2 separate regions of the Homo sapiens genome follow, and region 1 is linked to region 2. Evidence: chromatin loops called from intact Hi-C (ENCODE). Cell type or tissue: HepG2. All regions are shown on one strand. Links, peaks and the distances in the headings refer to the core of each region. The heading gives the core; the rest is flanking DNA.

Evidence for each region. Peaks named below come from ENCODE experiments on the same cell type or tissue, not always from the same donor. Only the 100,000 strongest peaks of a DNase experiment are listed, where the experiment ranks them.
Region 1: a loop joins it to region 2, with 3 times the contacts of the local background. A loop is called at or near these places in 1 of 110 quality-filtered maps.

What each region holds. Positions count from the first base shown.
Region 1 is chr14:24,028,118-24,041,869 of GRCh38, forward strand. It overlaps the pseudogene DHRS4L1. Among named protein-coding and RNA genes, the nearest start is that of CARMIL3, 17 kb to the right of the region's middle. RefSeq lists a silencer at 8,134-8,273 and an enhancer at 8,724-8,813. In HepG2, for the core only: CTCF peaks have their summits at 6,201 (motif pointing left), 6,594 and 8,797 (motif pointing left); DNase peaks (open chromatin) are centred at 6,184, 6,584, 8,294 and 8,774; H3K4me3 peaks cover 1,281 bases; H3K27me3 peaks cover 374 bases.
Region 2 is chr14:23,720,742-23,736,776 of GRCh38, forward strand. LOC105370409 (a long non-coding RNA gene) reads right to left here and starts at 9,001. Exons shown (of 6, transcript XR_007064083.1): 1 at 8,837-9,001. In HepG2, for the core only: CTCF peaks have their summits at 6,219, 7,003 (motif pointing right) and 9,420; DNase peaks (open chromatin) are centred at 7,020 and 9,410.

The DNA.
Region 1 (13,752 bases), core at 6,093-11,092, 310 kb after region 2:
AACCGAATTCTACCAGAGGTACAAGGAGGAACTGGCACCATTCCTTCCGAAACTATTCCAATCAATAAAAAAGAGGGAATCCTCCCCAACTCATTTTATGAAGCCAGCATCATCCTGATACCAAAGCCTGGCAGAGAAACAACAGAAAAAGAGAATTTTAGACCAATATCCCTGATGAACATCGATGCAAAAATCCTCAATAAAATACTGGCAAACCGAATCCAGCAGCACATCAAAAAGCTTATCCACCATGATCAAGTGGGCTTCATTCCTGGGATGCAACGCTGGTTCAACATACGCAAATCAATAAACATAATCCAGCATATAAACAGAACCAACAACAAAAACCATGTGATTATCTCAATAGATGCAGAAAAGGCCTTTGACAAAATTCAACAGCCCTTCATGCTAAAAACTCTCCATAAATTAGGTATTGATGGGATGTATCTCAAAATAATAAGAGCTATCTATGACAAACCCACAGCCAATATCATACTGAATGTGCAAAAACTGGAAGCATTCCCTTTGAAAACTGGCACAAGACAGGGATGCCCTCTCTCACCACTCCTATTCAACATAGTGTTGGAAGTTCTGGCCAGGGCAATCAGGCAGGAGAAGGAAATAAAGGGTATTCAATTAGGAAAAGAGGAATTCAAATTGTCCCTGTTTGCAGATGACATGGTTGTATATCTAGAAAACCCCATCGTCTCAGCCCAAAATCTCCTCAAGCTGATAAGCAACTTCAGCAAAGTCTCAGGATACCAAATCAATGTGCAAAAATCACAAGCATTCTTACACACAAATAACAGACAGACAGCCAAATCATGAGTGAACTCCAATTCACAATTGCTTCAAAGAGAATAAAATACCTGGGAATCCAACTTACAAGGGACGTGAAGGACCTCTTCAAGGAGAACTACAGACCACTGCTCAATGAAATAAAAGAGGATACAAACAAATGGAAGAACACTCCATGCTCATGGGTAGGAAGAATCAATATCTTGAAAATGGCCATACTGCCCAAGGTAATTTATAGATTCAATGCCATCCCCATCAAGCTACCAATGACTTTCTTCGCAGAATTGGAAAAAACTACTTTAAAGTTCATATGGAACCAAAAAAGAGCCCACATTGCCAAGTCAACCCTAAGCCAAAAGAACAAAGCTGGAGGCATCACACTACCTGACTTCAAACTATACTACAAGGCTACAGTAACAAAAACAGCATGGTACTGGTACCAAAACAGAAATATAGACCAATGGAACAGAACAGAGCCCTCAGAAATAATGCTGCATATCTACAACCATCTGATCTTTGACAAACCTGACAAAAACAAGAAATGGGGAAAGGATTCCCTATTTAATAAATGGTGCTGGGAAAACTGGCTAGCCATACGTAGAAAGCTGAAAGTGGATCCCTTCCTTACACCTTATACAAAAATTAATTCAAGATGGATTCGAGACTTAAATGTTAGACCTAAAACCATAAAAACCCTAGAAGAAAACCTAGGAAATACCATTCAGGACATAGGCATGGGCAAGGACTTCATGTCTAAAACACCGAAAGCAATGGCAACAAAAGCCGAAATTGACAAATGGGATCTAATTAAACTAAAGAGCTTCCGCACAGCAAGGGAAACTACCATCAGAGTGAACAGGCAACCTACAGAATGGGAGAAAATTTTTGCAATCTACTCATCTGACAAAAGGGCTAATATCCAGAATCTACAATGAACTCAAACAAATTTACAAGAAAAAAACAAACAACACCATCAACAAGTGGGCAAATGATATGAATAGACACTTCTCAAAAGAAGACATTTATGCACCCAAAAAACACATGAAAAAATGCTCATCATCACTGGCCATCAGAGAAATGCAAATCAAAACCACAATGAGATACCATCTCACACCAGTTAGAATGGCGATCATTAAAAAGTCAGGAAACAACAGGTGCTGGAGAGGATGTGGAGAAATAGGAACACTTTTACACTGTTGGTGGGACTGTAAACTAGTTCAACCATTGTGGAAGTCAGTGTGGCGATTCCTCAGGGATCTAGAACTAGAAATACCATTTGACCCAGCCATCCCATTACTGGGTATATACCCAAGGGATTATAAATCATGCTGCTATAAAGACACATGCACATGTATGTTTATTGTGGCACCATTCACAATAGCAAAGACTTGGAACCAAGCCAAATGTCCAACAATGATAGACTGGATTAAGAAAATGTGGCACATATACACCATGGAATACTATGCAGCCATAAAAAATGATGAGTTCATGTCCTTTGTAGGGACATGGATGAAGCCAGAAACCATCATTCTCAGCAAACTGTCACAAGGACAAAAAACCAAACACCACATGTTCTCACTCATGGGTGGGAATTGAACAATGAGAACACAAGGACACAGGAATAGGAACATCACACACCCGGGCCTCTTGTGGGGTGGGGGGAGGGGGGAAGGATAGCATTAGGAGATACACCTAATGTTAAATGACGAGTTGATGGGTGCAGCACACCAACATGGCATATGTATACCTATGTAACTAACGTGCACGTTGTGCACATGTACCCTAAAACTTAAAGTATAATTAAAAAAAAAAGACTTAAACGTAAGACCTAAAACCATAAAAACCCTAAAAGAAAACTGAGGCCATACCATTCAGGACATAAATATGGGCAAAGATTTCATGACAAAAACACCAAAAGCAATGGCAACAAAAGCCAAAATAGATAAATGGGACCTAATTAAAGAGCTTCGGTGCAGCAAAAGAATCTCATCAGAGTGAACAGGCCATCTACAGATGGGAGAAAATTTTTGCAATCTATCCATCTGACAATGGGCTAATATCCAGACTAAAAATACTTAAACAAATTTACAAGAAAAAAACAAACAACCCCATCAAAAAGTGAGCTAAGGATGTCAACAGACCCTTCTGAAAAGAAAACATTTCTGCAGCCAACAAAAATGAAAAAAGCTCACCCTCACTGCTCATTAGAGAAATGCAAATCAAAACCACAGTGAGATACCATCTCACACCAGTTAGAATGGCAATCATTAAAATGTTAGGAAACAACAGATGCTGGAGAGGATGTGGAGAAGTAGGAAGGCTTTTAGACTGTTGGTGAGAGTGTAAATTAGTTCAACCACTGTGGAAGACAGTGTGGCCATTCCTCAAGGATCTAGAACCAGAAATACCATTTGACCCAGCAATCCCATTACTGGGTATATACCCAAAGGATTATAAATCATTCTACCATAAAGATACATGCACACATATGTTTATTGCAGCACTGTTCACAATACACAGACTTGGAACCAACCCAAATGCCCATCAATGATAGACTGGATAAAGAAAATGTGGCACATACATACCATGGAATACTATGCAGCCATAAAAAAGGATGCGTTCATGTCCTTTGCATGGACATGGATGAAACTGGAAACCATCATTCTCAACAAACTAACACAAAAACAGAAAACCAAACACTGCATGTTTTCACTAATAAGTAGGAGTAGAACAATGAGAACACATGGACACAGGGAGGGGAACATCACACACCAGGGCCTGTCTGGAGCGTGGAGGGCTAGGGGAGAGATAGCATGAGAAAAAATACTTAATGTAGAGGATGGGTTGATGGGTGTGGCAAACCACCATGGCTCATTTATACCTATATAACAAACCTGCAAGTTCTGCACATGTATCTCAGAACTTAAAGTATAATAATTTAAAAAAAAGAAAAAAATTTAAAAGAAATAAAAAAGGAGGGGTTGGAGCATGGGAGAAAGAAAAGAAAAGCAATTTGAAGGACAGTATGTATAGTGTCATCTCATTTGTGAAACAATTTTTAAAAGAAAAATGCATGTAAATGTATAAGAAACTGCTGGAAGGATACACAAAGCCAAGAGCTATATGAAGAAGGTAAAGGAACCATAAGGAAGAGTTACCTTTCAGTTTTCACATAACTTTCTATCCCTTTTTAAAATAATAAGCATGTTATAATTTAATGAGTAGATGTGTTGATTTGAAAAACACACTGATCCTGAAAGTTAAAATTCCAATTCAGAGAAAATTGATTTCTATGAAAAGTATCAATTCCCCAACAATGCGAGAAAAATGAAGTGTAACTATACAACACAAACAGTAATTGAGGTTGTCATCATTCACTCTGATTTCACATATAGAATTTAAAACACCCGACTGGGCACAGTGGCTCACACCTGTAATCCCAGCACGTTGGGAGGCCAAGGCAGGAAGATCACTAGGTCGAGATGGAGACCATCCTGGCCAAAATGGTGAAACCTCGTCTCTACTAAAAATACAAAAATTAGTTGGGTGAGGTGTTGTGCTAGCTCACCAGGTACTGTAGTCCTAGCTACTCAGGAGGCTGAGTCAGGAGAATTGCTTGAACCTGGGAGGCAGAGGTTGCAGTGAGCCAAGATTGTGCCACTGCACTCCAGCCTGGTGACAGAGCAAGATGCCGTCTCAAAAAAAAAAAATTTAAAATGCCGCAGTCCTTCATGGACTGAACAAAACAAGATGAATGTGGGAATAAAGACAAAGGCAAAAGAGTATATTTGGAAGAAAGGATCAGGAGGCTCCTTGCTTCTAGTGAACAAGGGTGCTGAGCTTCTACAGCCCTTCGTATTTATTGAGTAAAGGAGATAGGGAGAAGGTGGTGGTTGTCAGTCAGCTGCTTGGCTTAGTGCAGGCTTGCATGACTGCATTCTTTGAACAGTAGTCTCCAGATGTTCCAGCAGATAACCTCAAGGAGCACAGCACCAGGGAGTGATTGCCCTCAGCAAACCTTCTGGCAGCAGGTGCAGAAGTGAGTTTGTACACGTTCTGCATTCATGATAAACAGTTTGCTGTTTGATCATGCAGCCTTCAGTGGAATGCTGAGTTGGTCACAACCCTCAGGCCTTTGGCTCCCTACATTAAAACACCCATTTCACCAGATTGAAAATATTCAGTAAAATTTCTGAAAAGGACTTAACACTTGCCAGCACTTAGTAAGGAAGTGCTCAATAAATACTGTTAACACTGTTACTATTATTTCTCTGCCTGGCAGTTGTCCTAACCCCACACCAGACCTCCCACATTGCCTAATCCTGACTTGTGTCAGTGATGCATGACTCAGCAGTGAATCTGGGACAGCTATTGCAAAATGCAAGACTTAAATTCCACCCCAGGTGAATTCTCTTCTGGACCACAGGCAGGCCTTGAAAAGGATGGGAGTAGAGCCCTCAATCATGGAGGCATTTGTCCCTCAAGATAGGCAGATGTTACCACCTCCATACAAGAACAATCCCATTGCCTATTACAGTTCCCATTTCAAAGAGATACTCCCACATATGCATGTATTTCCCTGAAGGATATCTTGTTCTTTTTTTTTTTTTTTTTTTTTTTGAGATGGAGTCTCTCATTCTATTGCCCAGGCTGGAGTGCAGTGGTGTGATCTAGGCTCACTGCAACCTCTGCCTCCCAGGTTCAAGCAATACTCCTGCCTCAGCCTTCTGAGTAGCTGGGATTACAGGCACGTGCCACCAGGCCTGGCTAGTTATTGTACTTTTAGTAGAGATGGAGTTTCACCATGTTGGTCAGCCTAGTCTCGAACTCCTGACCATGCCCAGCTAATTTTTGTATTGTTAGTAAAGACAGGTTTTCACCATGTTGGCCAGGCTGGTCTTGAGCTCCTGACCACACCCGGCTAATTTTTGTATTTTCAGTAGAGACTAGGTTTCAGCATATTGGCCAGCTGGTCTCAAACTCCTGACCTCAAGTGATCTGCCCACCTCAGCCTCCTAAAGTGCTGGGATTACAGGCATGAGCCACCATGCCCGGACCAAGATTTCCTGCTCTTATCTCCAATAAGCCAGCTTGATGAGGAGTAGTGCTAGAGATTCCCACACTTCTTGACTTCCTTCTATCCTTTTCTGCTCACAGGCCCCCTCCCTAATGTCCCCTGTGCTCTCCGCAAAAGAAATAGGCTGGAGGCCCAATAGCAACCCTGCCCACACAAGGGAGGGCCATGTGATGTTCACCAAGCTCCCAAGCCACAATTCTCTTTTCCCAGAATCCTTTGCTCTTTGAAGTATAGTCTTGCTCACCTTCCTGCAACCCTCAGCCCCTCAGTGGCCGTGTCTACCTCTGAAGAGAAGGGGAAGAGAGATCAAACGCCCCCTGCAGGCCTGTCCGTTTGAACCAAGCCTTGAGAACCCCCACAGCCGTCCTCCTGTGTACCCCCACCCCAGCGCCACACACAGATGGAGAGCCCTGGTAAAGGTTCCCACAGTGCATTAGCTCCAAACAGTGCAAGAGGACAAGGAGTGTGGTGCTTCCAGCCTCTGTCAATAGTTCATGAGGCTCAAACTAAGGAGCACCAGTCAGAGTCAGTTTTCCCTGGACATGGGGAAAATGATACTTAAGCTCTCCTGTCTCATCGGGATGTGCTGAGTAGCAAAGCAGAGTACTGCAGCTGTAACTTCTTGGCTGAGGAAAACACTATCAATACAGTGCAGGCCGTCCTATTACTTGCTCACTATACGCCACCGTTTGAATGTCGAAACCCTTTTTTTTTTTTTTTTTTGAGACAGAGTCTCCATCTGTCGGTCAGGCTGGAGTGCAGTGGCATGATCTCGGCTCACTGCAAGCTCCGCATCCCGGGTTCATGCCATTCTCCTGCCTCAGCCTCCCGAGTAGCTGCGACTACATGCACATGCCACCACGCCCGGATAATTTTTTGTATTTTTAGTAGAGACCGGTTTCATCGTGTTAGCCAGGATGGACTTGATCTCCTGACCTTGTGATCCACCTGCCTCGGCCTCCCAAAGTGCTGGGATTACAGGGTGAGCCACCACGCCCTGCTGAATGTTGAAATCCTTTTTCAGCTGCTCAGCTGACCTGCACATACACTAAATGAATCTTGAGCAAACATGAATTCTATTCAAAAGTCATGCCTAGAACTGGATTTTACAAACCAGGATTCTTTCCCCTCTAATTGTAGGGACTGGCATAAGGCTGCAAAACTGGTGATTTCACCAACAACACATCTCCAAACCTACCCATCTGCTTTCATCATCTTTTCTAAAAGAAAACACTAACACACAAAAAAAGAAGCAAACGTATACTCCACAATAAAGGACTGTTAAATAAGCTTAGCTTTATGAAACTCACTGTAATTGTTTCCTTTTCTCATTTTGCTTTGAACTAATGAAAACGCTGCCATGAACCAGCACTGCTTCTCAGTCTGGCTTAGGAGGCCAGTGGGTTAAACTAATTCAGATGCTTACATTTGGGTCTGTTGGGGCCTTTCTACAGTGTACCATAAGCCATCCATATTTATTCATTCTCCCGGAAACCCAGGAGGGAGATCATTTCAGCCCACTTGGCAGAAGTGGAGACTGAAGTCTTGGACACAGAATTTATAGCTGGCAAGGACTTTATTCATCATCTACTCCATACCCTCAGTAATTTACAGATGAAGAGTCTGGCCCAGGGCACCAATAATAATCACTACATGGTGGCAGTAACTACTATGTGCTTAGTAGCTTACAGTTCATAAAGAGATTTTGCATTCAACAAATATTTATTGAACTAGGATGGAGGCTAAGACCTGGGGACAGAGTGGTTAGGGAGAACTTGAGTGCCCCGAGTTCTTTGCATTTCCACCACTGCTTGAGGGACTGTCCAGCCTCCTCGCTACCACTTAGCCCCTGTAAAGGAGGAAGTCCCTTTGGCGAGGGATATGAGATCCTGTTTGGCCAATGATCATTGTCTGCAACATGGAGACCTTGGGCAGAGGGAAGGGCAGTGCCAGGCCTGGTGCAGCTACTCCCTATCACGTCTCTCTCCCAGGCTGCTCCAGCCTCACCTGGTGGACTCCATGGGGACCACAGGCCTCACCTCCATGGGCAGTCTCAAAACATTTGCCCTCCTGTGGGCTGTCACATACATAGACCCAGACTTTCTTGGAGAAGGAATTCTGAAGAAGCAAAAGCAACCAACTCAAAACCCCCACTTCCCCAAGAAGAAAAGGTGGGCAAGCAGATGCAGAAAGGCAGCAGCCAAAGGCTGCGGGTTCCTGCGGGGGCCAGGGGAGGGGCGAGCCCTACAGGCAACTTGAACGGAGAGCGCTTTGATCACCCGCCAGCCCGGGAAGGCAAGCCCCAGTCAGGCGGAAGGTAGCTGGCTGCGGGGCGCGGCGACTGGCGGGCGGCGGGCGGCGGGAGGCGCCAACCGCCACAGACGACTCCCAGCTGGCTGAGGGCGGGGAGGGAGCAGGCAGGGAAGCGGCCCGCCCTTCGTCCTGCCCCTTCGCCCTACTCTGTCACCTCGCTGGAAGGAGTGGAACCCAGACTTGCTGGTCTGATCCATGCACAAGGCGCGGCTACGAGGCCACTGTGCCCGGGCAGGGAAGTCGGTGCGGTTGGCCAGCTCCGGGATGACCCGCCGGGACCCGCTCACAAATAAGGTGGCCCTGGTAACGGCCTCCACCGACTGGTGAGTGTTGGTGCCGGAGTTTCTGAGGCCCTGGCTGCCTGGAAACAGGCACTGGTGTCTCGTCCTTTGCCTCCAGTGCCCCTGTCCTCAGACCTCACATACCGCCAAAGTCTGGCCATGGAAAAGAAGTAGCCACGTGGTCCGCCCGAAGCCCCTCCGAATCCCCTGGCCCTGGACCCTCCCTTGCCTGCCTTCGTGTCCCTGCTGCCTCTGGCACAACTGTGCCTCCTCTGTGAAGTCCCATCGATCTAGTCCCCCCAGTGTTCTGGGCTGCCCCCGTCAACCAGCACCACCTAGCGTCCGGGAAGACCAGAAACTAGAAATCCAAGGGAATCTGGATTTCAAAATCATATCCCAAGGCCTCCAGCACTTTGAAAATGTACCAGACATTCTATTTGGGCACCGGAAAGTCTCCCGGAACCCCTCCCCCTTACCTAGATGGGACACCAGAGCCAAGTGTCGAGATTTTTGTTTAGGTCGGTACATCTGGGCCGACCTTCGCCAGCCTGTTTCTCACCCACCTCTCTTCTCAGTCCTGGTTCTCATTTCTACAGGACTTTGCTAGATGCCAACTCTTCACAAAACTAAAATACAAATGTAGGTAAAATGCTAATGGCTGACAAGTGCAAAATGTGTAACTCTTCCTCCCAAGGCAATATTTACATTTTTGACCGGAGACCATCTTTTCACATGCACCCCAAAAAATAATTAAGGATAGAATTTTCAGAATGATGTAGACTAGTAAGAAAGAAACCTGGAGGCAGGGCTGTTCTGAGTGAGACCCTCAAATCACGGAAGTGGCTGCTGCTGCAAACCCAGCTCATTTCTCACCTCTCAGTCCCAAGAGGGGATGAAGCCTGTCACCCATGGTGGGAACTGTAGAAAGTGATGTCAGTTCTTGGGAACTGAGGCTGCAGTCCAAGATGATAATAAAAATAAGTAAAGGAACGCCAAAAATGGCTGTGCCATTAAGCCTGTTTTACACGTAGTAGAGACACATGGAGGTCATATAGAGAAAGAGCCAGAATTCAAAACCGGGCAGTCTAACTTCAGAGCCCATGCTGTCCATCTCTTCCCCTGCACAAGCCTTAGCAGTCTTTGTCTCTGCTCACAGGATCGGCTTCGCCGTCGCCCAGCGTCTGGCCCAAGACGGGGCCCACGTGGTAGTCAGCCGCCGGAAGCAGCAGAATGTGGACCAGGCAGTGGCCACGCTGCAGGGGGAGGGGCTGAGCATGACGGGCACTGTGTGCCATGTGGGGAAGATGAAGGACTGGGAGCGGCTGGTGGCCACAGTGAGCTGCAGGGAAATGGGCACAGAGCCAGGAGGTGGAAAAGGGAGCCAGCCTGAGCCTCCTTCCCTGCTTTCCTGGACAGCATTGGTGAGATCCAACGCAGTGATGTTAACTAAAACATAACAGTGTGTTCTGCATACCCAACCAGCCCACCAGCACGTTTTTATTGTGTGCCTTTCTATTATGTCCATATATTAAAGTTGGAGAATAATCCCATCCCAATCAGAGAATGTTAAAACATTCTAATGCTTCAACCCTGCATCATCCCTTGCATACCCCAAAGAAACCGCTGGTACTGGTTCTCCAGTAATTTTCAACCTAACTGGACAGATGAGAAGGGTAAATACAATCACAAAATAGATGTTCCCACCCATGAGCTAATAAACATTCCCCTCTTCTTCAGCTTACAGAGTCAAGTCCCTGGGAACTTCAGGAAGCAGCCCACCATGTTTCAACCACTTACTATGTGCCATTTCCTGTGTTCAGAGCCTTACACAGGTTATCTCTAGACCTGACAACAACCCAAGCAAGGCAAGGACTATTCTCTCGGTCTGCAGACGCTGGCTCAGATAGCTGGAGCAACTTCCCAAGGTCCCACAGCCAGTAAGGAAAGACCCAGACCTCCCAAGCTCCCTTCCTTTATTGGCTGCCTGTGGACTACCAGGTACTGGACTTTAGTCTCAAAGAAAGTATATAAGTCAGTGTCACAGTTAGTAGTGGATACCAGCCTTCCAGCTGCCGAAGGAAATATGAACCATCCAGCAAAGCAAGCTCCTCTTCCCTTGAGGCTCAGGATACACACTTTATTTTCCAGAGTGGAAGGGAGAATCTACCCAAAAATGGAAAGTACAGGGTTGTGCTAACAGATTGGAAGGTTGGCAGAAATAATTTGCATAATCTTAGAAGAGGAGGATCTTAAGCAATAGTAGACAGTAGCATGGTAGACAGTATAGGGTAATTCCGTTTTTAAGGAACTGTCTGGCAAATGCTCAAATGTGCATTGGAAAGAGCCAAATGTGAGTCCTAGAAAGTCACCTTGCCTGGCCTAGGCTGGTGGACAGAGCCCAAGATTGGGGCCTTGATCCTGATGGTGGAAGGAGCCGTTTGGGAGTCTGGGTCAATTAGTGACTAACCATATCACATGTAAGTAGCAATGTAATGTGAAAACCCTGTTGGGAAAACATCCTGTGGCCCCCACCAGGTTCACTTAACATGGCCTACAGGCCTGGCCCAGAGGTGGTACTTGAGCTAAACCTTAAGGAATGGATGGGAATGGACAGATGGAATAGTGACGAGGTTCCAGATAACTCTGCAAAATGAGCAGACAGCCAAGGAGGAACTGAAGGAAAGAGAGGAGCACTGTCAGGCCACAATGGAGAGCACAGGCTCAGGAGTACTGCTGGGGAAGGGGCTGCATTGGAAAGATAGAGGCCATGGGCCTCCATATCTTTTTTTTTTTTTTTTTTTTTTTTTTTTTTTTTTTTTTGTGACGGAGTTTCACTCTTGTCGCCTAGGCTGGAGTACAGTGGCACCATCTCGGCTTACTGCAACCTCTGCCTCCCAGGTTCAAGCAATTCTCCTGCCTCAGCCTCCTGAGTAGCTGGGATTACAGGTGCCCACCACCATGCCCAGCTAATTTTTGTATTTTTAGTAGAGACGGGGTTTCACCATGTTGGCCAGGCTGGTCTTGAACTCCTGACCTCAGGTGATCCACCCACTCAGCCTCCCAAAGTGCTGGGATTACAGGCGTGAGCCACTGCGCCCGGCCATAGCTTCTTAAAAGGATACGTTAAGGACCTTAAAAGGATATAGCCTCTTAAAAGGATATGTTTACACACTCTTGTAGCAAATAAGAAGCCATGTGAGGTTTTGAGCAAGAGAAAGATGGTTATTAGGAAAGCTAATCTGGCTCTGGTAGGAAGGATATACAGAGGAGACACCAAATCCAGGGCATCAGTGAGGAAGCTGTTGCTGTCGTCCAGGTTTAGAGCAGTGGCGGTGGGACTGGAATAGATGTGCCCAAGAGACATTCAGTGGAAACGAACCAAGATTTTCCAACCCCATGTCAAAAAGTGGGAAATAGAGAAGTCAAAAATGACTCTCAGGTAGTTTGTATGACCATTGTCAGAGAGGAGAATGATAGAATACTTGTCAGCAATTTGAAATGTCTTCTGCCAGTTGTCACATGTTACCCTGCAATGAGAAAAGCCACTGCCCTGAGAATGGATACTACCCAGTGGCCTCCTCATCTGCACACCACGAAGCTTCTCACTGGTGTTGTAAGTGGAAACCAGAGTAGCTGCCTATCTGCTTGATTATATTTTTTCTTAAAAATGTATAACTATCAGAACACAGAACAAACAGCTCCTAACCACTTTAGTGTAGTGATCACACAATTTAGAACACTTAGAAGACATCTTTTTCTTTTCCCCCCAGAGACAGGGCCTCACTCTGTTGCCCAGGCTGGAGTGCAGTGGCATGATCATAGCTCACTGTAACCTCCAACTCTTGAGCTCAAGCAGTCCTCCCCCGTCAGCCTCCCAAGTGGCTAAGATTATAGGCATGCACCACCACGCCAGTTCATCTTTTAAATTTGTTGTAGAGTTGGGGCTTTATTGCCCAGGCTGGTTTTGAACTCCTGGCCTCAAGCGGTCCTCCCTACTGGCCGTACCAAAGTGCTAGGATTATAGGTGTGAGCCACCACACCCAGCCTCATTCATCTTTTATGGTTTGCTGTCTCTGTTCATTCAAAACCCAGCCTCCTCCCATCTCTGTGCTGACAGACCTGGAAGTAGAGGGGCATGGGGTATGCAGCAGAGTAGAAAATGTCTCCAGGTGATTCTGGAGCAATCCACTGTCTTCTCCCAGCCCAAACACACGTGCACTGAGCACAGCACACATCACTTATTAACTTATTCTGCACCTCCCTAGTAACAAGTACATTGGTGAGACTTACACAGAGCCAAGGCAGGTGACTTGGCTTTGTGCCAGGATACCAAAATTTAAAGGGTGCAAGAAAGTATTCATACTGGTTTTAAAAGAGTACTTGACTTTAAATTTTGTTAGATTTACACGTTGACAGCCCAGGCATTTCTTCAACTGTGTTGAAGGTTAGCACCTAGTTAACAAGAATAATTAGTTAAAATGGGAAGCTAGCAGATGGTGTACATTGTTAATAACACCCCTCCGTGGGCCAAATCCGGAGCACAAAATTGACCAAGGGCCCATGTACTGCTACTTGCCCAAGGCATCAAAATTGCCAGTTCCAGGCAAATGCAAAGTCTGGTTTCAGGGTGGCTTTGTACTGAAAACCCTTGTTGGCAGATTCTGCTTGGCCATTCATTACTCTAGCACATGCCTCACTACCTACTTATAACTTATTAAGGAGGTGAGATGTTGCCTTTCTTGGCTTTCTCAGTTTAAATTTCCCTTTCTGCCTTGAATCTTTCATGCCTCCAGGTCAAAAGAGAGAGACAGAGACAGGGAAAATGACATCATAACCAAATATGGAATTGCTTTAAATTCAGGCTGGTATCTTCTCCCATCATGGCTCTCCTGGGCAGCCGGTTTCCTAATGACCCCAGCTCACTTTCAGAGGGCTCTTACGAATTAGCTCTGTGCTACAAAGTGGGAGACTGACCTCAGTTCTTCCACCACTAACTAGCTTTATGCCCTGAACAAATCACTTTCCCCAACACGGAATAAGCAGGCCTCCTGTTCTTAGCTAGCCCCAGTGTGTTACTACTGAACTATATGATCTTGAGAAAATTCCCTGAACCTGTTTCATCATCTCCACCTTAAGGACATTGGAATAGATGATCTCAAAGGCCCCTCCAGGGTAACTTTCTACAGCTCTATTTAAGCCAGTTTTTCCATTCAGGTAAGTGTGGCCAGATTGACTTTGAAATAATGGTAACTTATTCAAGAAGAACTGGACAGTAAGCACTTG
Region 2 (16,035 bases), core at 4,965-9,964:
CACTTGATACAGTTGTGTTATCTATAGTTATCTATAGTTTTGCTGTCCAGTGTGGTAGCCACATGTATTAGTCTGTTCTGTTCTCACATTGCTATAAAGAAGTACCTGAGACTAGGTAATTGACAAAGAAAAGAGATTTAATTGGCTCATGGTTTCAAGGCTGTACAGGAAGCATGATGCTGGCTTCCTTCTGGGGAGGCCTCAGGAAACTTACAATTATAGTGGAAGATGAAGGGGAAGCAGGCACATCTTACATGGCCAGAGCAGGTGGAAGAGAGACAGACGGGCGAGGTGCTACACACTTTTAAACCACCAGATCTCCTGATAACTCACTCACTATACAGTACCAAGGGGGCATGACAATAAACCATTAGAACTTCACCCATGATCCAGTCATCTCCCACCAGGCCCCACCTCCAACATTGGGGATTACGGTTCAACATGAGATTTGGGTGGGGACACACATCCAAACCGTATCACCACATGTGGTAATGAGCACTTGAAGTGTGGGTAGTCCAAATTGACATAGGCTTTGAGTGTAAAACACACACCAGTTTCGAAGACTTAGCATGAAAAATTAATTACTTTTTATATTGATTATATATTAAATGATTGTATTTTGGATGTGTTAAGTTGAATAAAATAAATTATTAAAAGTAATTTCACCTGTTTCTTTTTTACTTTTTTAAAAATGTGGCTACTAGAAAAGTTTAAGTGACTAATGTGGCTTGCATTTGTGGTTCACATTATATTTCTATTTGATTGCATTAAGCCATAGTTTTATTCTTGAACTGTTGATTCCAGAGAGAGATGTGTTAAATCCATCTACTCAGATTCATAACGGATTGTGAGGGAGTGTATCTTTTATCAACATAAAAAACTGTATCCTTCTTTGTCCTTTTTAATGTCTTTTGCCTTGAATTCTACCTTTTTCTGATTTTCATATTTCTATGCTTGCTTTCTTTTCATGAGCATTTTACTTGATGTATCTTTCTCGACTCCTTTATTTACAAATGTCTTGCTTGTTTTTATTTTAGGTGAATCTTTTGTAAATCGTATATAACTGTTTTTCAAAATAAAGTTTGAAAGATTCTTCTTTTTAATATATTAATGCAATTTGTTCACATTTATTGGGATTGTTAATATGTTACAATTGGTTCCTGCAAAGTTCTTTTGTGTTTCTAATTACAAGGCTATCTCTTTTCTGACTTCTGGTATATTGGGTTAGTGGCCTTCCATTCTTATCATCATTATTCACAATGGGGGTAACACCTTTGCCAATGGCTGCCTGGCAGAGGGTAGGTACTGGGGAAGGGACCATCTTGGCCAGCTCCTCTCAGCACAGCACCTCTCAAACTGTCACCCCGACCACCTCCTACCTTCCTGTGTCTGCTGCCATCCAACTCAGGGCGCCATAACTGTTCTTACCTTTGGACACAGTCTGCTCTTCCATGACTTTGGGCGATGGTTTATCTTTCAGTGTGACTCCATTCCTCAAAAATTTTGGTTAATTGAGAACACCAGTTCATGTTTTCATGCGCTGCTATTGATTTTTTTCTTTTTCTTTTAACTTTCTTTTTTTTCTTTTTCTAATGATATATTGTGCAGGGACAGGCAGGAGTGTGGCTTAATTTATAATCTTTATCTCATTATGGTGTATTTCTGCTTTTTTCTGTATGTATTATTTTATTTTGATGTAATTTTGATTATTCAATATTTGCATACACAATGTTGTGTCCTGATTTTCCACTTAGCATTTTAACATAAGCATTTCCCCCATACTATTATGAACCATTTAAAAACTTTCATTTTACTATCTGCATAGTCCCATCAAGGAAAAATGTCCAAAATTCCTTATTATTGTGAATTTAGGTTATTTTCACTTTTCTGCTATTATAAAAAGATGATAAAGTTACTTGCGCATATAGCTATGTTTTATTTTGAATTGTAGTCCTAGGTGGAGTGTTGAGCTTCTTATAGATTCCTAGCAAAGAGTATAAGTCATTCAGATTTGCTCTAATTTTAGTAAGACAGTGTATGTGCTCAGAGCACAAAGCTTCTTTGTGCTATTGAGGTTCTTGTGTATCATGTGTCACTGAAAACCAGGAGGCTAGGACAAATCTTCAACTAGGATTAGGCCTAGATTTAGGATATAGTATTATAACTGTTTGGATGCCTGTGGATACTGTAGAATGTTCTTGGCTGACATCACTCTCAGGAGGGTGAGTTATGGCAAAATCGACCACATTTTCTGGACTAAGATGGGAACACATCTCATATGTGCTTCTTTATCTGTACTATTCAATATGATAGTCATTAGCAACATGTGACTATAGCATGTGAAATGTGGCTAGTCTGAACTGAAGCCTGCTGTAAGTATACAATGCACATATAATTTTTCAGTATAAAAAATATTTGGCCAGGCACAGTGGTTCATACCTGTACTCCCAGCACTTTGGGAGGCCAAAGCAGGAGGATCACTTGAGCCCAGGAGTTCGAGACCAGCCTGGGCAACTGTTCAATATGATAATCATTAGCAACATGTGACTATAGCGTGTGAAATGTGGCTAGTCTGAACTGAAGCCTGCTGTAAGTATACAATGCACATATAATTTTTCAGTATAAGAAATGTTTGGCCAGGCATGGTGGTTCATGCCTGTACTCTCAGCACTTTGGGAGGCTGAGGCAGGAGGATCGCATGAGCCCAGGAGTTTAGAACAGCCCAGGCAACATAGGGAGATACTGTCTCTACAAAACATTTAAAAATTTGTCAGGTGTGGTGGTGTGCACCCGTAGTCCCAGATACTCTGGATACAGAGGCAGGAGGATCTCTTGAGCCCAGAGGTCGAGGATGCAGTGAACACTGATTGCACAACTGCACTTCAGCCTGGGCAACAGAGTGAGATCCTGTCTCAAAAAAAAGTTAAATATATCATTAATGTCTTTATATTGATTTCATGTTGAAATATATGGCTCATATTATATTTATTTTGGCCGGCACTGTTATAGTTCATTCATTAGAAGATCAGGGATGTATGAAGCCATGTTTCTTACCTCCTCTTCTGTAATACCTTATAAGTAATTTTCTGATACACTTAATTAACACTGCAGAGGGACAATCTATTTCATCTGCATCAGCAGCAGCTCCGTTGCCGTCCTTGAATCTGAGCATGTGAATCTAAGGTTCATGGTTTCCTTTCTGCTCTGTACTTTCTAGCACTCCTGCTTCCTGAAGGTCAGTGGAGGTTCTCAGGGACTATGTTAGGTGCTCAAGAGCACTTGGAATAACTTCGAAACAGGAAGCTTTAGATTAAAAGTGCACTATTGCATAAAGTAGTTCCTACATGTAGGAACATGTAGATTTGCCAGTTTATTCATTCAACACTTATTTACTGAATGCTTCTATGTGCTAGTCACTGATGTAGACACTTGAGATACGCCAGAGACCAAAGACAGAGATCAGTGCCATCTTGGAGCTCACATTCTAGCAGGGGGTATGAACGGTAAACAATAAACATTTAAATAAGTCAACTACATAGGATGTTGGAAGGTGATAAGTAGGGTAGAAAAGAAAAACAATAAGAGGGATTCAGAGTGCTGGAAGTAGTGGGGATAGACTGCAACTGTAAACAGAGTGATCAGAGCGGGCTTCACTGAGAAGAGACATTTTAGCAAAGACTTGAAGGAGGGAAGGATGATAGGTGTGTAGACATTTGGAAGAAAAACATTTCAGGTAGAGGCAACAGCTGTGCACAAGGCTTCAGGCTGGAGTGTGCTCAACATGTTTGAAAAACATTAAGGAAGCAGGGGTGGCCAGGAGGAGAGCAGTAGTGATGTCAGAGGTAAGGGGGCTTCACAGATCACTGAGAGCCTTACAGGCCATTGTAAGACTTGGGCTTTTACTTTGAGGGCAACGGGAGCCACTGTGGGCTTTAAGGAAAGGAGTCACCTGCTCTGGCCTACATGTTTAAAGGATCACTCAGACCTCATGTTGAGGTTAGACTTCAGGTAGGCAAGGAGAGAGGTCATGGTGGCCCCACTAGGTGGTAGCAGTGGAAATGGTGACAATGTTACATTTTGATGTATAGTGAAGATGGAATCAACAGGATGTTCTGACAGGTTGGATGTGAGGTATGAGACAAAGATAGGAATCAAGGATGACTCCAAGTCTTGAGCCAGGGCTATTGGAAAGATGGAGTTGCCTGCCATCAACAGAGGAGGGGAAGGCGGCAGATGGAGCAGGTTTGGGAGAAATATGGGGAGTTACATTTGCGTAATTATATTATCTATTGCTCTATAACAAAACATCCCAAAATCTAGTAGCTTAAGACAATGACCATTTATTATCTCACAGTTTTTGTGGGGCAGGGATTCAGGAGTGGTTTAACTGGGTGGGTTGGGCTCAGAGTTTCTCATAAGGTTCTAGTCAGGATGTGAAGCAGGGCTTTAGTTTCTGAAAGTTTGTCTGGGGCTGGAAGAGCCACTTCTAAGATGGCTCACTCAAGTGGTCACTGGCACAAGGTGAGCCTCTTCATAGACTGCCTGAATTTCTGTGTAGCTGGCTCCCTCCAAAGCAAGGGAGCCGAGAGAAAGAGAGAGGAGAGCTTAAGAGAGAGCAACCAAGATGGAAGCCTCAGTGCTTTTTCTGACCTGGTCCCCAAAATCGCATGCTGTCATTTTCACCTTTTTCTATTCATTAGGAGGGAGTCACTCCAATTCAGTCCCATACCAAGCCCCAGATCTGAGGAGCTGCCACCAGTTCTGCTCCCGATTCTCTCCTGGCTCAGGTTTCTGAGGCTGTCTCAGTGAGTTTAGACTCACTGGCACCTGTCCCATGGGCCCCCTCTGGGCTGTCACAGGGACACCTCACCTGCCCACAGCCACAGCTGAGAGAAGACACCTCTGCCCAGGCCCCTTCCCAGCCAGAATCCAGGAGTATTCCAGGGGCTCCCACTGCCCCTGTAGACCCCATGCCTGACGTGCTCCCCTGCGAGGGCTCAGTCCTCATCTCCCCCAACCTGACCCTGTTGGCAGAGACTGGGTGCTGTGATCTGGATGAGCCATCCTGTCCTCAGGGAGGCTTTGTCCCGCTGACCAGGCCTCTCCTCTCTCCACCTGCCCCACTTTGTCTCTGTGGTTCTCACAGTCCATGACCTTCCTGGCCCATCTCTGCCCAGGCCAGCCTCTTGCTTTTATAAAAAACTGAAATTTCAGCACCTGCCCCAAACAGGGCCCCACACAGGGCTGGTGTTTATGCCTTGAGAATTCTTACCTCTACTCATTAAAGCAGAATGAATACAGCAGCCTTCTTGACTTCCTCCCCTGATATTATTTTCAGTGACCTGTTTTTCTGGAGGGTGCTGTGCCCTGCGGCGAGTCTGTGCAGCAAATCACAGTGAGGTGGTTTTTAGCCAAGTGTTCCCGGGGGGCAGGGCACATGCCTCAGGTCCCTTTTTCCTCCATGACTCAGCGGTCACATAGAGAGCAGCAGCGCAGACCCTCAGTGCCTCCCCTCAGTCTGGTCCGTGGGACTCCAGGTGAGCAGAGGTGCCGGCTGAACGGACAGGCCCCCTTCCCCTCCTCTTTCTGACTTCAAATCCCAAGCAGGAACGCAAAGGCCCTGGCCCTGCTGCTGAGCCAACCTTTGCCCCATATGGAGAAGATGGGGTGAGGGCTCCATGGGAGCTGGGGAGACTTTGCCTTGCTCTCTGCTACCCCGAGGCAACACTGGGGGATGGGGCCCAGGAAGTGGAATATCCCAAGGAGAGCAGGGTGGAGTGTGCCCTGGATGCCAGGCTCTCATGTCACTTCCTAAACCACGTCTCCAGGCTTCTTGGGCCCCACAGGATGTGACCAACACAGTGAAGGGGAACATTTGGAAAGAATGTGGCGGGCGGACTCCACACCCAGAGGGGAGCCCCAATCACCTCTGACGTGCTCTGTCGTCTGAGAAACGCAGGCCAGTGGTAGCTGCAAGGATGGGACAAGGCCATGTGGTATAGCCATGAGACCTTAACCTTTCCAGAGAGGCCAAAAGAAGCTCCTTCAGTCCCTCCCCTGCTGGGGTCTCTCATGGCGGAGCTACTCTCCACCTTTTGCCATTCGTCTGGGCTTGTTTGAGTCCAAGTCAGCAACTAGTTACTGCTCCTGCTCCGAAGTGAGATTTGCAACCCAGGCCACTCTCAGTGCATTTTCCTCCTGTGGGAGTGGCCGTCCCCAGGTGGCAGCCTCACACTGATGGCTCCATGTTCCCAGGTCCTGTTCTCCAGAATTCCAGATGCTGATTGGCCCTGCCTGGGTGCTAGTTCCTAGGAGTCCTGGGGCATCTGAGCAGGGGAGCTTGTGTCGGACCTTCTCAGCTCTAACTTCCCCAAAGAAGTCACTTCTTCCCAGAGACCCTGGCACTGTCCCTACTTTCCCTTCTTTCCTCTTCCTCAGTTCTGCCTCCTCGTCACTTGGAAGCTCATTTTCTGGAAGCAAATAGCTTCTTAATTAGGTACATCTTCCACTTGTCATGCCTGTCCGCTTCTAACAGGGGAAGGCCTGTGGTGCTGATTGCCTCTGCTGCTGTCTGTGCACCTCAAACAGTTAGTGGGGAGTTTGGGGATAGGGCAGTGGAGTGGTTGCCAGGATGAGGGAGGTAAATATTGATCCCGCATGATAGTAAAATCCAAGTGCACAACACTGGATGCCTGTCCTGCCCACATTTAAAACTGCACTTATTGCCATTATCTCATTTAGTTCCTAAAGCCCCAGGGCTGCCATGTGTGGTTGTATAGGTTGTTCACTGCACAAGGTCGCCTAGTCTAGAAACAAGTAGGAGCTGAAATCCAGTCCATGCTCTGCTTGACAAGACATGTACCCTGGCTTGGGGCTACATTCACCCGAAGAACAGGGTGGCTTTACTATTTGCTCTCACAAAGTCAGGCACTAGTGGGGCTGCATAAGCTCAGAAGAAAGTTTTTTTAAAAAATTTACACCAGGGGGCACTATAGGCTATCAGTGTCCCTGCATGACATTCCTATGACTGTCACAGAGCAGGCCTGATAAACTCCCTGTGGCAGAGGAGGAGATTGAGACATGGAGATGATAAGTGACTTGCCCAAGGGCGACCAGTCATGGTAGAGCAGGAATCTGGTCATGGGTCTCTTTAGTGCATTTCCCTGGCTCTGCACCCTAAGCAATTCTCTCTGGGCTAAGCATGGGTGAACACAGCCTCTGCCTTCCTGACTTTTCTTTAAGCCCAGGCTTCATTCCGCTCCTGCTCAGATTTTGTTCACTGGTAATTTCCTGGAGTGGAGTGGGAGAAACATGTGAGTGCAGGTGTGAGTGCTGGTGTGAGTGCAGGTGTAAGTGCAGGCATAGTCATCCTCCATAGCCTTGGGGGTCTAGCAAGAGCCCCTCTCCTCCAGCGCAGTGCACCTTATCCATTTCATTTCCTTCTTAGATGCTGGAGGCCTATACCACCAGCAAAACTGCACTGCTGGGACTCACCAAGCCCTTGGCTATAGAGCTGGCACCAAAGGGTATCCAGGTGCCCCGCCTGTTGCCAGGAATCATCAAGAACTGACTTTAACCACATGATGAGGGTTCAGCAGCTCCCAGTTGCCCCCACCAACCACTTTGTTGGTTTCCCCAGTCTGGCCATGGCTTTGTGAGACCAGCAGCCTCTCACTTCCTGTATCTGCACCAGGGCTGTCCTCTCTGGGAGCAGTCGAGGGACTGCAGACCCAGCACTGAGCAGGGCCATCTGCCCACAAGGGCATGAGTCTGCCATGGCAGCCTCTCTGGCCCTTCACAGTTCTATTTAGCACTGAGCCTCTGAATTTTTTCAGGTTGAAGATAATCTGGCTCTGCAAAACTCCTTTAAAAACCCCTGTGGATAGCAGAGACAGGTAGTCTTCTCCAGGGGAGACAGGGCTCTCGGACTGTATCCTCACCTATCAGCCCGTCCTCTCACAGAGTCTGGGGATGCACAGCCCATGAGGTGGGATCTGGAGGGCATGAGGGGCCCCACCATATCTCTCTATGGAGCCCAGGCCTCTGATGGGCCAGGGAGGTGGGATTCAGGGCTGGAGGTGGTGCTGGGCCCTATGTTCAGAGCAGCAGGACCAGCGATCAGAGTTCATTAGAGCATAGGCTGAGGCCTCAGTTCTGTTCTCTTTCCATGCAGGGGTTAAGAGGACTGTGCAGGAACCATGTCCTTCCTGCACTCTACAGATGCCAGCTACGTCACTGGGAAGAGCATCCTGGTGGCCGGCTTCTCCCAGAGGCTCTGCAGGCTGTGACTCTGGGTATAGATACTGCACTTTACCCTGGGGACCAGATAGTGATTGGATAGGAGGATGAATGAAAGCCAGGCCCTCGGGGGTGTCATAAGTAGCAGGGGCCAGTTTGCACATAGAATTCTAAGACAGACCCAGTGTAGGGCATGACTGGGGATGGGACAGAGTTGCTTCTTGAGATTTACAGAGCATGAATCTATGGGTTTTTGTGTGTTTTTCTTGGCAGCAAACTTGTTTTGAAACTCCTAACCTGGCCTCCTGGTGTGGTTGGCAAATACAAGTAGCTTCTTTGCCTACAAACACCATCACTGTCTCAGTGGCCTGTTTCCTCACCACTGCCCCCATCCTTAGGAGCTCCTTCCTCTGTGTTTGTCCCAGGATTCAAGCATCTTGAGAACCTAGAAAAGAGAAGCCTTTGCCTGAGGAGTTAAGGATGTGGATCATTAAAAGTGGTGCCAAAATGCCCAGGAGTGCAGCCAACAGCCCACCCCTAGGAGGCCAATGACTCTAAGAGGAGATTCACTCAGTTTTCTCCCTCCCCATTTTCTCACCTGGGAGCCCTGGAAATGATCCTGGATTAGGAATGGAAGATCTGCTAAGAAAGAATTCCTCCTCTGCCACCGTCTTTATCTCCCTGGGCTTCTGTTTCCCTGGCTATTAACTGAGGAGTTGGACTGATAGCCCCACGTCCTCCCCTCTGGCTTTCTGTGAGATGCCACTCAGTGTTTCCCAACACTCTGGCCTCCAGGTCACAATGGTCTCCGTGGTTCCGGCTCTCCGCAGTGGCATGTGCCACTCTGAATGCTGTCACCATTGCAAGGTGATGTCCCCTCTCATGTGGTAGCAAACTTAACCTATCAGGGAGCAAAGAAGCTGAAGAAATCTGGGGCCTTCAAGGGGCATTGCTCAGACCTCAAGCTTCACCCCACACAAAGTGTGCTGTGACACTCCAGTCCTTGTCTCCACCTTCTCCAAGCTCACACCATTAGCTCTGCTGTCTTCTTGTCTATGCTGTGCCATGTCCCCTGTCCCCTGCCTGGCCCAGCCTCCCTGGACCCTCACCTGTCTACCCCAATGGCTATTAAACTGTCACTTCCATCTACCCCTGCAGTTCCACTTCTGTCCACTCTAAGCAGTGGCCTGCCTGTGTACTCCCCAGAGAAAGCAATGGCGATGAGACGGCACTCCTTTAATCTCCCCTACTCTGATCCAAACTTACATCTGCTTCTGTTCTTACCAGAAAGTTCACATATCGGTGGAAGAGGTGCATCTTCCCTCTCCAAGGGAATCTTTCCATATTCACGTTCACTCAGAATCTCATTTTCTCCCACCCCTCTGGGCACCTCGTTCCATGAGCCATCTTCTCTCTTATCTGCAGCTTCAACCTCTTGGAGCACTTTAATCTAAAAGCAGAACAAAACCAACCAACCAATAAAACTCAGACTCTCCAATATCTAGTCATCCTCTAGCCATCATATTCCTTCACTCTTCCCCATTGTAGTCCCCCTCTCTCATGCCATCTGAAAGTTTTGTTGTTGTTGTTTTTGTTTGTTTGTTTTGTTTTGAGATGGAATCTCACTCTTTCACCCAGGCTGGAGTGCAGTGGTGCAATCTCGGCTCACTGCAACCTCCACCTCCCAGTATAAGCAATTCTCCTGCCTCAGCCTCCTGAGTAGCTGGGATTACAGGCATGCCCCACCATGCCTGGCTAATTGCAAGTTTTATTTTCCTACATTTTTGGGTATTTAGAGTTTAGAACCCTGTTACTCTCCACACACTCAAATACTCAGTAGGGTCTTCAAGGATTATTTCCCAGCCTCCCAGGAAAGCCTGTAAGCCTGTTATTATCTACGGTTTTATTTTATTTTCTGTCTTCTCAGAAATTTGCCATTTCTGGAGTATTTCTACAAGGGGGCTTGGCTGCCTGGGCAATCACCTCTTCTTTCACTTCAGTCCTGCTCCAGGGAAAAATTCTCCTAAGTCTCTGGGGAGAGGGGAGCAGCTATCTGCCATAGATTTTCTTCCCAGTTCTGGAAACAAGTTCCTGGCCATAAATGAAAGTCATTGATTTTCAGACGAACTTCCAGGACACATTCCTGACCCTTCCCAAGGGAGTTTACAGTGTGTAACCCCCTGGACAGCTCATAACAGAACTGGGCTGGCCTCTTTCTGCTGGACATAGGGGGCCCCTGTGGTCCATGCTGGAGCTCCAACCCAGCAAAGACGTGTCCCCACTCTCCCCCAGTTGGTATCTCCAGGCTCACAAAGGGGCACTCTGTTTTCCATGGCCACAGCCATGAAGCATTTGGACACCATAGAAGGAGTCATACTGGATGTGAGAAGTGGAAAATTTCCTCGCCCCCACGGAAGCATGGAGATTTACCATGTGGGAATCCCTTCATTAGGGCTTCCAAAGTATGTATTAAGATTCCCAAGCTATCCATATGTCTATGTGTAGAAAAAAGGTAAAACTATATAAGTCACAAACCATTATTTCTTTGGCTCCAGCCCATTTGCTCCTAAGGAGCATGAGGGAGTGTGGTTTCCTCCCACTCCAGTTTTAAGGCACCAGCTACATTTGCACATGGGCTTCATAGACTTTTGCAAGTGGGGGATCTTTCTCATCCTCTCTCCACCTTCTTTCTTCTGCTCATAAAGGAAAGTACATCATACAGTAGCTGAGCCCTTTCAAAAGTGCTGGTGAGGAAATGTCTACCCTTCCCTTCACTTTGTTACTTCCTCCTGTAGTCTGAGGAGGAGCTAAACTGAAAGGTCACATTACTGATGGTGTCTTACGGAAGCAAGGCAGTCTTCTCCGGCTCTATTCTTCTTGGACCACCTGGACTTAGGCAAGCAGGACTTATTTCTGCTAGAACTAGTTGGATTTCTGCTGTGGGTTAAGGATGTTTTACCTGACCTTGCTGAGTACATCAGGTCAGTCCTACTCTGCCAGTTACCTTCAATTTGGAGAGCAGGGAGAGGAAAGCCTTGTTCTCCAATTCAGCATTAACAGTACGAAGGTTACCCTGACTTTGATTCCCATCTGTCTTCTTCCATATAATTCTCAACTTCCTAGAACCCACTAGGGAAGCAAGTGTGATTAGCTCCTTCCAGTGACTATCCCAGTCAGGAAATTGATAGAATACATTTCCTTCCTCTCTGCTCCAGTTGGGCCTGCTAAGAACTCTTGGCTTACTCAGGCTGTTCTAAGGATGAAACTCCTGCTAGGACACCACTGCCTGTGGCCATGAATGTTGGTTCAGATGTGGGTCCTGCATGCCAGTGCTAAGTGTGCTACATTTCATTTACTGCCAAAGCCATTCATGTCATCTCTTGTTTCTGCTAAAGTCAAAGGCCTTGACTGCTGTGGGAACAACAGTTACCAGTTCTCAGGAGGGCTTGTGTTCTCAAAGATGAAATGCTTCTTTTTAATCACACTTACTTAAAATTTTTTACAATTTCATTTTTAAAATCTTGTCTTAAGTACTGGAATTGGACTTCAGGAAAGCTAACAACAATGTCAAGCAGAATCACTGGGAAGTTAAGATTCTTCCAAGAATACTTGTTCAGTTGGGCATACTCATTGCTTTTCAGACAATGATGGGTGAATCCGCTCCGTCAAGCTAGCATCCTTGCATTTCCAACATTATACAACAATTTCTGAATGTATCATTGCTTTAACAAGATGGCCCAGTTCCATCTTGATCTTTTGTGCCGTATAAGGCAGCACTTAGAGAACCTCTGGTTGCTGTGCCAAGGTACAGTGAAACTCAATGAGCCAGATCTACACTCAGCCTTCCTACCCCAGCCCCGCACACGATGCTGAATAAAGTAAGAAACAGAATGAAATTTACATTGCAACATAAGTTTAAAAGTATGCATACAAAATGCCAACATATATTTTAATAAGAATGTATACAAATAAAAAGATACAAATCAAGTGTATTAGAGTGGATGCCTTTGAGTTTGAGGGGAGGGCAATGGGAGTGAAGGTTGAGAATAGAAAGGAATAAGTAAATAAATAAATGAAATAAGAGTGGAGCCTTGGATACACAAGCTAGAGCAATGGAGCAATGGAACAAACCCTGGGTCCTGGGACTGGATGTCATAGCCAAGACAAGCCCTGCATGGTGGAACCACTGAGCTTATAACTCCTTGCTGCCCTCCTTCAATAAGGAAGGATCTTTATGCTTGGCTGGGGCCACAGCTGTACCATGAAGGTAAAGAACGGAGGCGGAAGTGATGAAGCAAGAGAAGGAAATGGACTGCTCCACATGAGGAAGGGCAGGGAGCCACTGGAGAAAGCAAATAAAATATCTGGGAAAATATCTGGTGGAAAAAGTTTGCAAGGGTAAAAGGAAGATGAGAGAGAGATAGAGAAAGAGGTCCCATAGGTTGTGTGTATGTGAGAAAGTACTGATATGTGGAACTTGAAGGTTGCTGGGTCCTAGAGAATGAGCAAATTTGCATAAGAAGCCCAGGAACATTCTGGGAAGACAGCAATGCATCCACATCCTCTTTCAATGGATTTAAAATCAGGATTACCTGTGGCAACTTGACCAAGGGCCAATAAAGCTTCTAGCATATAATATAGCAGAATATGTTCATGATCTCCTGGTAGGGAAATATTTCTTTAACAAGATGCAAGAATGCCAACCATACAGAACAGATTAATATATATGATAACATTAAAATTAAGAACTTTCCTTTTAAAGATGGAATCTCACTCTGTCACCCCGGCTGGAGTGCAGTGGTGCAATCATAGCTCACTGCAGCTTCTAACTCCTGGGCTCAAGGGATCTTCCCGCCTCAGCCTCATGAGTAGCTGGGACCACAGGTGTGCACCACCATGCTTGGCAAGAACTTCTTTTTCTCGATAGATGCTATTCACAGTATTAGAAGGTAAGCCACAGAGTGGGAGAAAACACAAGCAACAAACAACCCAAAAGCAAAGGGCAAGAGACTCAAGCAGACGCTTTACAAAACGGGATTTCTAAATGACCCATGAACATACGAAAAGGTGCTCAGCCACATTAGTAATCAGGGAAATTCAAATTAAAAAATGTAAGATGCACCAGAAAGTTATGAAAGCCTGACAATACCAAGTGTTAGTGAAGATATGGAGCAATAGGGAGCACAAATATACTACTATTGGAAGTTTAAATGGATACCGACTTCCACTGTGGAAAACAGTACAGCATTTTTTACTGAAGTTGAACATACCTTAAGGGACAGCAACTCCACTTCTAGGTACATAAACAACAGCAACATGTGCACCGTGTAGCTTTATTTGTAATAAACCTAAACTGAAATAATCCAATATTCATCAATAGGAGAATATACAAATAAATTGCGGTCTAGTCATAGAATGGCATACTATACAGTTATGAAAATTAATAAACTGAAAATGTATATAATATCAAAGACTGTATATATGTATATATACTCAAATGTAATATGGAGTTAAGTGAATCAGTCATAATAGAGAATATGTTGTATAATTTTATTTATGTGGTGTTAAAAGAAACAAACCCACAAAACTAAACTATAGTGCACAGGAGTACACTTAGTGCTTTGGCAGTAGGGATCTAAAGAGAAGCAAGGTGGTGGTTGGCCGTGACAGTCAGAACACTGATGGAGGGGTAGTAGAGAGAGGGTGCTCACAGGGGAGGATGAAAGGGTCTTTGGGGTGCTGGCAATGTCTGTTTATTGGCCTGGGTGGTTATATGGATATTTACCTTGAGATAATTATTGTGCTTGTGGAACATTTTTGTTTTGCAAACTCCATTGTAGGTGTGTTCTACTTCACAATCTAACTGGACCCCTACCTATCACCATATACAAAAATTAAGACAGATTAAAGGCTTAAATATATAAAACTTCAAGCTATAAAAATCCTCAAAGAAAACCCAGCAAATACTCTTCTCAATATCTGCTTTGGCAAATAATTTATGGCTAAGTCCTTACAAGCAATTGCAACAAAAACAAAAATTGCCAAGTGGGACCTAATTAAACTAAAGAGCTTCTGCACAGCAACAGAAACTATCAAGGGAATAAACAGACAACCTATAGAATGGGAGAAAATATTTGCAAACTATGGGCTGACAAAGGGCTAATATCTAGAATCTATAAAGAACTTAAATCAATAAGCAAAAAAAAAAAACCATTAAAAGGGGGGCAAAGGACGTGAACAGACACTTCTCAAAAGAAGACACATGAGCAGCCAACAAACATATGAAAAATGCTCATCATCACTAATCATCAGATATGTCCTTATGTATGCAATGTTTAGCTCCCACTTAAAAATGAGAACATGCAGTATTTGGTTTTCTGTTCCTGTGTTAATTCGCTTAGGATAATGGCCTCCAGGTGCATCCATGTTGTTGCAAAGGACATGATTCTGTTCTTTCTTATGGCTGCATGTTATTCCATGGTGTATATGTGCCACATTTTCTTTATTCATTCTACTGCTGATGGGCATCTGGGTTGATTCCATGTCTTTGCTATGGTGAATAGCACTACAATGCAAAGAATGCAGAGAAATGCAAATCAAAAGTGCAAAGAAATACCATCTCACACCAGTCAGAATAGCTTTTGTTATAAAGTCAAAAAAATAACAGATGTTGGCAAGGCTGCAGAGAACACTTATACACTGTTGGTGGGAATGAATATAAGTCTAGTCACTGTGGAGAGCAGCTTGGAGATTTCTCAAAGAGCTAAGAGTTGAACTACCATTCAACCCAGCAATCCCATTACTGGGTATATGCCCACAGGAAAATAAGTCATTCTACCAAAAAGACACGTGTACCCATATGTTCACTGCAGTGCTATTCACCATAGCAAAGACATGGAATCAACCCAGGTGCCCATCAGCAGTGGATTGAATGAAGAAAATATGGCACATATACATCATGGAATAATATGCAGCCATAAAAAAGAACAAAATCATGTCCTTTGCAGCAACATGGATGTATCTGGAGGGATTATCCTAATCAAATTAATGCAGGAACAGAAAACCAAATACTTCCTGTTCTCACTTATAAGAGGGAGCTAAATATTGGGTACACAAGGACATAAAGATGGGAACAATAGATACTGGGGACTACCAGAGGAAGGAGGGAGAGCAAGGTACAAGGGCTGAAAAATTATCTCTTAGGTACTATGCTCACTCCATGAGTAATAGATTCATCTGCCCTCCAAACCTCAGGATCATGTAACACACCTTTTAACAAACCTGCACATGCACCCCAGATTCTAAAATAAAGTTGAAAAAAAGTTGCTCCCTCTCCCTCTCCGTCTCCCTCTCCACAGTCTCCCTCTCCCTCTCTCTCCACGGTCTCCCTCTGATGCCGAGCCGAGGCTGGACTGTACTGCCACCATCTCGGCTCACTGCAACCTCCCTGCCTGATTCTCCTGCCTCAGCCTGCCGAGTGCCTGGGATTGCAGGCGCGCACCGCCACGCCTGACTGGTTTTTGTATTTTTTGCTGGAGACGGGGTTTCGCCGTGTTGGCCGGGCTGGTCTCCAGCTCCTGACCGCGAGTGATCTGCCCGCCTCGGCCTCCCGAGGTGCCAGGATTGCAGATGGAGTCTCGCTCACTCAGTGCTCAATGTTGCCCAAGCTGGAGTGCAGTGGCGTGATCTCAGCTCGCTGCAACCTCCACCTCCCAGCCGCCTGCCTTGGCCTCCCAAAGTGATGAGATTGCAGCCTCTGCCCGGCCGCCACCCCATCTGGGAAGTGAGGAGCATCTC